3 separate regions of the Homo sapiens genome follow, and regions 1 and 3 are each linked to region 2. The links are chromatin contacts, found by Hi-C in ENCODE. All regions are on one chromosome and are shown on one strand. The core of a region is the stretch at or near the end of the contact, and the rest is flanking DNA. Distances in the headings are between cores, read along the strand shown. Region 1 holds the start of DHFR (dihydrofolate reductase). Region 2 holds the start of COX7C (cytochrome c oxidase subunit 7C). Region 3 holds the start of ZFYVE16 (zinc finger FYVE-type containing 16).

Region 1 (2,836 bases), core at 63-2,562, 6.0 Mb before region 2:
CCTCTCTTCTCCACTGCCCTTGTTCAGGCCTTATCTCTTCCAGCAGCTGTTCCAAAGGCCTACTCTGTTTTCCTTTCGGAGTGCTCACCTCCACCGAAGCCTCCACCCAGCTGCCAATTCTGCCCCATGCCTGATAATTTGCTCGTGCGTTGACATACATAAAATTTCTAAGACAAAAATTTTTTAATAATGGTAAATGAACCTTGGGAACTGCATACAGATCATACAGATCCATAATAAGAGAAAAGGTCCCAGATTAACACGGAAAACTTTCCATTTAACTAACATTTGCACTGGTAAACTTCATCAAGCAAGACCCTACTTAATCCCACATTACCTTCTACTGAAGAGGTTGTGGTCATTCTCTGGAAATATCTGAATTCATTCCTACAAGTTAGAGAAACAGCGTTACTCGAAACATTATCCCTTGGGCTCGAGCTCTAAGGCACCTGACAAACGGAGCGCTGTGGGTAGGGGTGAGGTGTTTTCTCCAGGGCTGGGACTTTGCCCTGGGCGAGGGCGCCGCAGGGCAAAGACCTCACCGGGCAGCAGAATCCGGGCAGAAATCAGCAACTGGGCCTCCCGCGCAGCAGAAAAGGGGAATCCAGTCGGGCCCACCCTTCCTGCCAGCGCAGACCGCAAGTCTGGCCCCATCCTCTCGCCGGGAGTCGGCCACCCCGACCGTGGGCAGCCTGCGCCCGTTTGGGTCCCATCGCCCCGGCCCGGCAGATACCTGAGCGGTGGCCAGGGCAGGTCCCCGTTCTTGCCGATGCCCATGTTCTGGGACACAGCGACGATGCAGTTTAGCGAACCAACCATGACAGCAGCGGGAGGACCTCCGAGCCCGCTCGTTACAGCAGAACGCGCGGTCAAGTTTGGCGCGAAATTGTGGCCGCCCCGCCCCCCTCGTCCCCATTTGTGCAGGCGAGGCCCCGCCCCCCCGCCCCGGCGCACGCAGGGTCGCGGCGTGCTCGCGCCCGCAGACGCCTGGGAACTGCGGCCGCGGGCTCGCGCTCCTCGCCAGGCCCTGCCGCCGGGCTGCCATCCTTGCCCTGCCATGTCTCGCCGGAAGCCTGCGTCGGGCGGCCTCGCTGCCTCCAGCTCAGCCCCTGCGAGGCAAGCGGTTTTGAGCCGATTCTTCCAGTCTACGGGAAGCCTGAAATCCACCTCCTCCTCCACAGGTGCAGCCGACCAGGTGGACCCTGGCGCTGCAGCGGCTGCAGCGGCCGCAGCGGCCGCAGCGCCCCCAGCGCCCCCAGCTCCCGCCTTCCCGCCCCAGCTGCCGCCGCACATAGTAGGTTCTGTCTGGGACTGGGCAGGGCCATCGGGGCTGGGGGGGCGGGGCTTGTGGGTAAGGCGGGCGGAGGCGGGGACCCTCCGCCCGATGATAGGGCTGGAGGAGGAAGGGGCGGGCTGAAGAAGGGGAAGGTGGGAAGAGCCCAGCCGGGGCTACAAATTGGGTGAAGCGCTGAGGTTTTAGTACTTCCGTTTGAGGAGATAGGCAAAGGTTATGCAGGTTTTTAATGGCAGGCCTGAGACAGGAACTCAGGTCTCCTGACTCCCATTCTGATGAGGGGGCTTGTGGGCAAGGGGTGCGTCTTTTAACCTCCATCCTTTTTTTTTTTCCTTGGTGGTCGAAGAGTTTTACTGATTTTTTAAAAAAGTGCTGGATTGGGTGACTAGAAGAAAGCTGCCCTTAGGTCTCCAGTTTTTAAGACTGCAACAGCATGGCTCAATATTTGAAATCACTACGGTTAAAAGCAGTCATATTGTGCAGTTCCCCAGTGAACTCTTTTTGTAGTTTAGATTATAAAGTCTGAAATACAGTTTGGGTGGATAAAGTTTCTTAGGATGGTATAGATGTGACTAATCATGGAGTCCTTCCTGTTGCCATCCTTCAACGCAATAAGTACGTTTGTTTGTTTTTAAACCAGAGATACTGCCACAGGAAAAGCCCAAGGGTGACCCCTCACTTGGGTCACCTGCACAGTATTTTTCAGATTGAGGCTGTGGAAGGGCATTGAAGACTGGTGTTTAGCCACCTACCGTGTTTTAATGTAGGTGGCAGCTTGGGTGCTTCAAAATCTTGTTCCTTTCGTATATATTTCTCCCTTAAAATGATTACTCCTCTTCTGTTTTTTTTGAGGACGAGCTACGTTTTCATGAATTCACCAAAATTTTGCACCCACCATTTAAAGGGTAGCTGGTGAAGGACTTATGTATGCTTTTGGCAAGTTTTCTGCCAAGAAAAAATTCATAATCTTGTCACATCTTTAGTGATGAACATAAACCTTTTAAACAGGAAACACTTAAATTGCAGTGAACATGTCAAAAATGATACTGTTCTTTTATTACCTATCTTTTCCCCTCTGTGCCTTTGCTACATAACTGTTTATTTCTTAGAGGTATTTTATTTAGCATATGTAAGTAGGGTGATTCAAGTTTTATAATTAGAGAAAGCTGAAGGCTCATTGAATCAAGACCGGTAGCAGCCTTGGTTTCAATTAATTCTAAACACGGCTTGAGTTGCTGAGGCTCCTGACTATCAGACTCTACCTTGTCTTTTATGGTGTTAAAAACAGTTCACCCATAGGGTTTTCCAGAGCTAAAAGTAGAGGATTCTTTGAAGAGTGGATGGCAAGGAACCTTGTCATTCAGTTGTAAGGTTTAAATTGCTTCACATACGTCAGGCCTTCTCAGAGTAGAGATAACACATCATTTTCTAACCTTCCCGATATAGGCTACAGAAATTGACAGAAGAAAGAAGAGACCATTGGAAAATGATGGGCCTGTTAAAAAGAAAGTAAAGAAAGTCCAACAAAAGGAAGGAGGAAGT
Region 2 (2,750 bases), core at 34-2,533:
GAAGCTACTTGTTGAAACAAAATATGAATTTAAGTGTTTTTTTTAAGTGTTTTTTTGGGGGGGAGGGGCATGGTTGTTCTCTTCCAAAAACTGAAAAAAAAAAAAAAAAAAAAGACGAAAAGAGCATATATGTTATGCCCTTTTCAAAGCAAACCTTAGGTCTTATTGGAATTGTTTCCTAATGCTATATAAATGAGACACGTGAGGCAATATACACTCCCCCACAGATGAATAACATAACATTTAGGTTACCAGGGCCTTTCACAATCTAACCTAACACCACTTTCCCAGGTTCATTTATCACTGGTTTCTTCTCAATACCTTCTGGTCAAAGACCACCAGAAGCACACATGTAATTGACAAACGGGGTTTATTATTCATTGCAGTAAGGGTTCTCTGTAAAATATTAGAAAATGCTTATTGGATTTGGGATTTTTTTCTCCTAATATTGGCTACCTTACCAAATCTTAGGAGGAAGAAAGGCTAGATCAAGGCTAAGATTGTAATTGGTAAAGAAGCAGAAGTCATCAAATTAAACCAGATAGGGTGATGTCCGGTCATTTTCGTGGCTTGGACAATGTTTTATCTGTGTTCAGATGTGATTACACAGTGATCATATTCTTTTCTTAATGAACACTGTCAGAGTGGTCTTGTTGGATGCTAATGCTTGCTGAAATTGTGTACGTTCATCAGGCGGACACCAGTTCCTAGTCCAGGCTAGCTCCAGGTGTCAGAGGCCACTTTTCCCTTCTACTCCTCACACATGCTGTACTCATACCAGACTTGAGTTTTCCCTGCCCTTTGTTCTTCCTTCTTTTTTATTCGATTCCCATTATCTTTAGTGATCATTCCCTTAGCATTTCAGTTTTCTCTCTGAAGTCCTTTGTGCTGCACGTTGTTTGATTACTTGTGTTTATGCTTTGTTTCTTCAGCTAGGATCATTAGCACATATCTCTCAGCATTGGCAAAAGTCCTCGAAATCATTGACACCTAGCATATACTTTATTTTTAAAAAAGAAAGAAAGAAGAGAAAAGGGATGGGTTTATTGTCCTTTTCAACAGACTAGAGTATACGGGGTGAAACTGCTTCACTTGATTCAATAAAATCGTTTCCGGTAACAGGCCCCAGGAATCCTAGACCTAAGCCTGGCGCGAAACTACATTTCCCACAATCCTTCGGGGGCTGATAAGGCTCCGCAATGGTCTGAACTACAATTCCCACAATCCAGGGCGATTTCCGCTTTGTCGCGTTTCCTCAAGGCTCCGCCCCATTTCCCATCTTTCTTTTCAGTCCTTGCGCACCGGGGAACAAGGTCGTGAAAAAAAAGGTCTTGGTGAGGTGCCGCCATTTCATCTGTCCTCATTCTCTGCGCCTTTCGCAGAGCTTCCAGCAGCGGTATGTTGGGCCAGAGCATCCGGAGGTTCACAACCTCTGTGGTCCGTAGGAGCCACTATGAGGAGGGCCCTGGGAAGGTTAGTGTGTAAGGGGCACGGCTTCGTTGGGGGAGGGGGCGCTTGGCTGTGACTCGCGCACCTGCAAGGCCGCCTCCGGGCTGTGGCGTGGGAGATGATAGCCAGAAACCAGGCTGAGACGCAGACTAGCATTCCACTTAGCCCAAGGACCAGTGAGGAAGCTGGGCATCCTAGCGCGTAGCCGCTAAAGGAATGGGCAGGTAGATCCGGAAGCCCTGCCTCCATCAGCCACCTGACGCCCCCTCCCCCGCCCCGCAGAAAGCCCTGAGATGGCTCCGGGAGGCCACGGCTGTAGGTGTGTTGGTTAAATCCGAGCTGGAGGTCATCGGACCCGAAATGAAGGTCATTGGAAAATCATGAGGAAATCAGGGCCTCTGGTTATGGAACAGGCTTTTTAAACTAGCTGCCTAAGTTAGAAGTACTAACCCTTCACCTCAGTTAAGGCTGGGTTTGGCCTCAGGTGTAAATAACTTAAACCACATAGCAGTAACAATCTCGGAGGGTCACACGAGGCCTAGTCATAAAGGCCAGAGAAGGTGCTTGGTAATGAAAAACAAACAAACAAAAAAAACTGTGGGCCAGGTGCGGTGGCGCACGCCTGTAATCGGGAGGCTAAGGCGTTCGGATCACCTGAGGTCAGGAGTTCCAGACCAGCCTGGCCAACATGGCGAAACCCTGTCTCTACTAAAAAGTACAAAAAAATTAGCCGGACGTGGTGGTGTGTGCCTCTAATCCCAGCTACTCGGGAGGCTGAGGCAGGAGAATCGCTTGAACCCGGGAGGTGGAGGTTGCAGTGAGCCGAGATCGGGCCACTGCACTCCAGCCTGGACAGAGCGGGACTCCGTCTCAAAAAAAAAAAAAAAGAAAAAAAAAGAGCTGTATTGCACTTAACATTGCCATGTATCTTCTAAGGTGACTACTTAGGACAGTAGTTTTTTCGATTTTCTAAAGTAAGAAACTTCTCACTATTTGACGTTTGAGTCCTCAAGACCATTCATTGCCTAGTGCTTAGTAAAGCCAGATTATTTCTTGCCATGTAGTGTTTTGTGATGAAGGTCATAGGATTTGAAAGATAAATGTTTAAAACGATGTTATGATTTATGGCATATGTTAACCTGATGATGTAAAATATAACTAGCATTTCCTGTATACTTGTATTTTGATTATTAAGCAGATGATTTGAGATTCAATTTCGATTACTTTTTCTCTTTTTTTCCAACAGAATTTGCCATTTTCAGTGGAAAACAAGTGGTCGTTACTAGCTAAGATGTGTTTGT
Region 3 (2,942 bases), core at 174-2,673, 6.2 Mb before region 2:
GTCCTGATTGTCCTGCCTCAGCCTCCCAAGTAGCTGGGATTACAGGCGCCCGCCACCACACCCAGCTAATTTTTGTATTTTTAGTAGAGACGGAGTTTCACCATGTTGGCCAGATTGGTCTCGAACTCCTGACTTCAGGTGATCCGCCTGCCTCGGCCTCCCAAAGTGCTGGGGTTACAGGCGTGAGCCACTGCGCCCGGCCAATTCTTGCGATTTTTGAAAGATCAGTATGAACTGTGAGCTGTTTAACCTTTGAGGAACTGCTTTTTCCCTGTATCTGTCTGTATCTGATCCCACATGTATGTCTCTTCCCTTGTTTTTATTTTTTATTTTTTTAGAGACACGGTCTGGTTCTGTTGCTCAGGCTGGAATGCAGTGTTGCCATCAGAGCTCACTGCAGCCTTGACCTCCTGGGCTTAAGTGATCCTCCCACTTCAGACTCCCAGCCAGTAGCTGGGACTACAGGCACGCGCCAACACGCCTGGCTAATTTTTTCATTTTCATTTTTAGTAGAGACAGGGTCTTGCTATGTTGCCCAGGCCTGTCTGGAACTCTTGACTTCAAGCGATCCTCCCGCCTCGGCCTCCCAAAGTGCTGGGATGACAGGCGTGAGCCACCGCGCCGGGTCTCATTTAAATTTATAGGAAACTTGTGGTAAAAATAGCAAAACTCAACAAGCAAATATACATCAAGTGAGTGACATTTTATTTCTACATCAGATAAGTCAGCTTTTGCTTTTAGACAGGGAGACAGCTGTTCTACCAGCTGCTTTAAAATAAAAATGCAGAACTAACGCAGCGAAGGGAAGGAAAGTGTGGCTGGGAATGTCCAGTCAGCTGGAGGGGCTTGGAGCTCGGCGTTGGCTGGGAGCATTTTTATTGCTGCCGGGAGGAGGAAGGGGAAGCGGGGGAAGCGGGGGAGGCGGGGGGGCAGCGTGTTGTAAAATCAGTTTGAAGTAAACAAAAAGTTATGTTTTCCGAGGGGCCAGCAGCGCGGAGAGCAGGCCTAGCCCGCTGCCGGGAAGGCGGGTCTGTCCAGTAGAGACCGGAACGCCGCGCAGGCTCAGCAAAGGGCTAAGGCTGGAGCCGGGGAAGCTGCCTCTAGGTTAGCGAAGGGTAAAGGAAGTCAGACACTGACGCGAGTGGCCTCCCGATCCCGCAGTCGAGTGGAGAACCGAGTCCCGACCTAAGGTCGAATCATCAGGCGTCCCCGTCACCCAACAACCCACTCAGGCACTTCCGGTAAGAAATCTAGTGCCCTTGGCTCGGAACCTGCGTCGTAGTGCGCAAGCGCCCCGGGCCTGGAGACGGCCGCGGATGCCGAGGGAGGGGGCGTGTGAGCCGAAGAGGAAAGCGTCCTCTGCGCCTGCGCTCTCTGCGCTGCCCGGTGGGGCGGGGAAAGAAGCCCTGAGCCGGGATCTGGCACTCCCAGGACTCCCGGCCGGGGTAGCTCTTCACTCCTCAGCGCGACGTCGTGTCGAGTTCCCAAAAAGCTCCGCAGGGGCTGTAGGGAGGTAAGAGCCCCCCGTGACCGGTCGTCTCGGCCTCCCCTCAGCCCTGCTGTTCCCACAGGGGGGCGGGGTGACCGCTGGACCCGCCGACCTGGGCGCTGGGTCTGGCCCTCTTCCTCTGGGGACAGAGCCTGGGCCCCGACCGATTCCTTTTCCGAGCCCCCGGAGCTGGCCGGGGAACCCTGGCCCTCCAATCTGATGTCCCCTCCTGGAGCCTGAAGGGCCAGACCGGACTGGACCGGGAGGGCAATCACGGCGGCTGTTTGCCCGGTTCCCCGCTCCCGGGCCGCCGGAGTGTTCGGCGCTCCTGGGGGAGAGACCCCAGCGGACGGAGGGAGAAGCGCCCTGGCGCCGCCGTCCCGCCTGGGGAGGGGCTGCGACTGCGGAGGGGACTGTGGTTCTTCAGGAGTGGCAGAGGCTCGGTCCCCGCAGAGGAGTCTCATCGCCGCCGGTGCTCTCGCACTGTCCATTCCCGCACCCATGCATTTTCTCTTGGTTAGAGACCAGAAGGATGCAGTGGCCGTCTTTCCCGCTGCCTTTCCTTTGGTACTTTTGAGAACTCCAAAAGAGGACCTTATTTTTAACTCTTATTTGTACTATCGTGATTGCAAATATTATGTTCCAGACTAAGGATGTTCTTTCTTATTAGTTTGACTTGTATGAAAACCAGTCCATACATTTGATATTAAGTTAATCTTTTCAATTCAAAAAATAGGCACTTTGTTGATTCAATCAGATTCCTCCATTTATTCACTTGAGCTTGTCGTCTCTTGAGTTGGCGGGAGTTTAATGGTTTAATCCAGTAGAACTATATATAATTTTTCGCCTAATTTCTTCCTTTTTTTCCTCTCCTGGATATTAAACCGCATGCTTAGTGGCAAAAATTGAAAAAATAGAATAAAGAATAAGGAAAAATGATCAATCATAATTCCACCATGTAATAGTAATCAATTACTTATAATATTTTGACTTTTTTCCTTTGAGTCTTTTTTTCCCCTGTGCATTTTCTTGAGATGAGATTTTATATCGTTGGATTGTCTGCTTTCCTTGATTTAAATTACGTTGTAAGCATTTCCCCATGTTTTTAAAAAGCTTCATAAAAATGACTTCTTGATTATACATGAGCAAAGTATCTTTTGAAACAGTTATATTACAGATAAAGCCAAATCCGCATTAATTATCCTCAATCATAATGTTACATGATAGAATAGTGCTACAGTTCATTTAACATTATGATTGGGGATAATTACGCTTAAAAATTATTGAGGACCAATAGAGTTTTTGGTTCCTAATGCTGCAGTATATTTACCATTTTGGAAATTAAAACTCAGAAAATTGAAAATGTTTTATTCATTTAAAAATCACAGACTCATGTATTAAATAATTTTTTAGTGAAAAGTAACCATTTTCTAAAACAAAACTTAGAAGAGGA

Evidence for each region. Hi-C counts contacts between places; a loop is a spot of excess contacts on that map. Pooled maps may share reads with other maps.
Region 1: a loop to region 2 is called in a map of CD4-positive, alpha-beta T cell, with 10 times the contacts of the local background. The contact joins the promoter of DHFR here to the promoter of COX7C in region 2. A Hi-C loop is called at or near these places in 2 of 168 maps with a recorded cell type or tissue (CD4-positive, alpha-beta T cell and ascending aorta) and 12 of 50 pooled maps.
Region 3: a pooled map shows a loop between it and region 2 (27-fold over the local background). The contact joins the promoter of ZFYVE16 here to the promoter of COX7C in region 2. A Hi-C loop is called at or near these places in 9 of 50 pooled maps.

Annotation. Positions count from the first base shown.
Region 1 is chr5:80,653,671-80,656,506 of GRCh38, forward strand. DHFR (dihydrofolate reductase) reads right to left here and starts at 1,313. Exons shown (of 6, transcript NM_000791.4): 1 at 734-1,313; 2 at 338-387. The coding sequence starts at 819. MSH3 (mutS homolog 3) reads left to right here and starts at 982. Exons shown (of 24, transcript NM_002439.5): 1 at 982-1,294; 2 at 2,741-2,836. The coding sequence starts at 1,058. RefSeq lists a silencer at 808-1,417 and an enhancer at 835-1,603.
Region 2 is chr5:86,616,658-86,619,407 of GRCh38, forward strand. COX7C (cytochrome c oxidase subunit 7C) reads left to right here and starts at 1,284. Exons shown (of 3, transcript NM_001867.3): 1 at 1,284-1,473; 2 at 2,696-2,750. The coding sequence starts at 1,399. RefSeq lists enhancers at 952-1,031, 1,043-1,708, 1,095-1,389, 1,322-1,411, 1,709-2,374.
Region 3 is chr5:80,406,641-80,409,582 of GRCh38, forward strand. It overlaps ZFYVE16 (zinc finger FYVE-type containing 16), which reads left to right and starts at 1,424. Exons shown (of 19, transcript NM_001284236.3): 1 at 1,424-1,513. RefSeq lists an enhancer at 1,386-2,184 and a silencer at 1,905-2,024.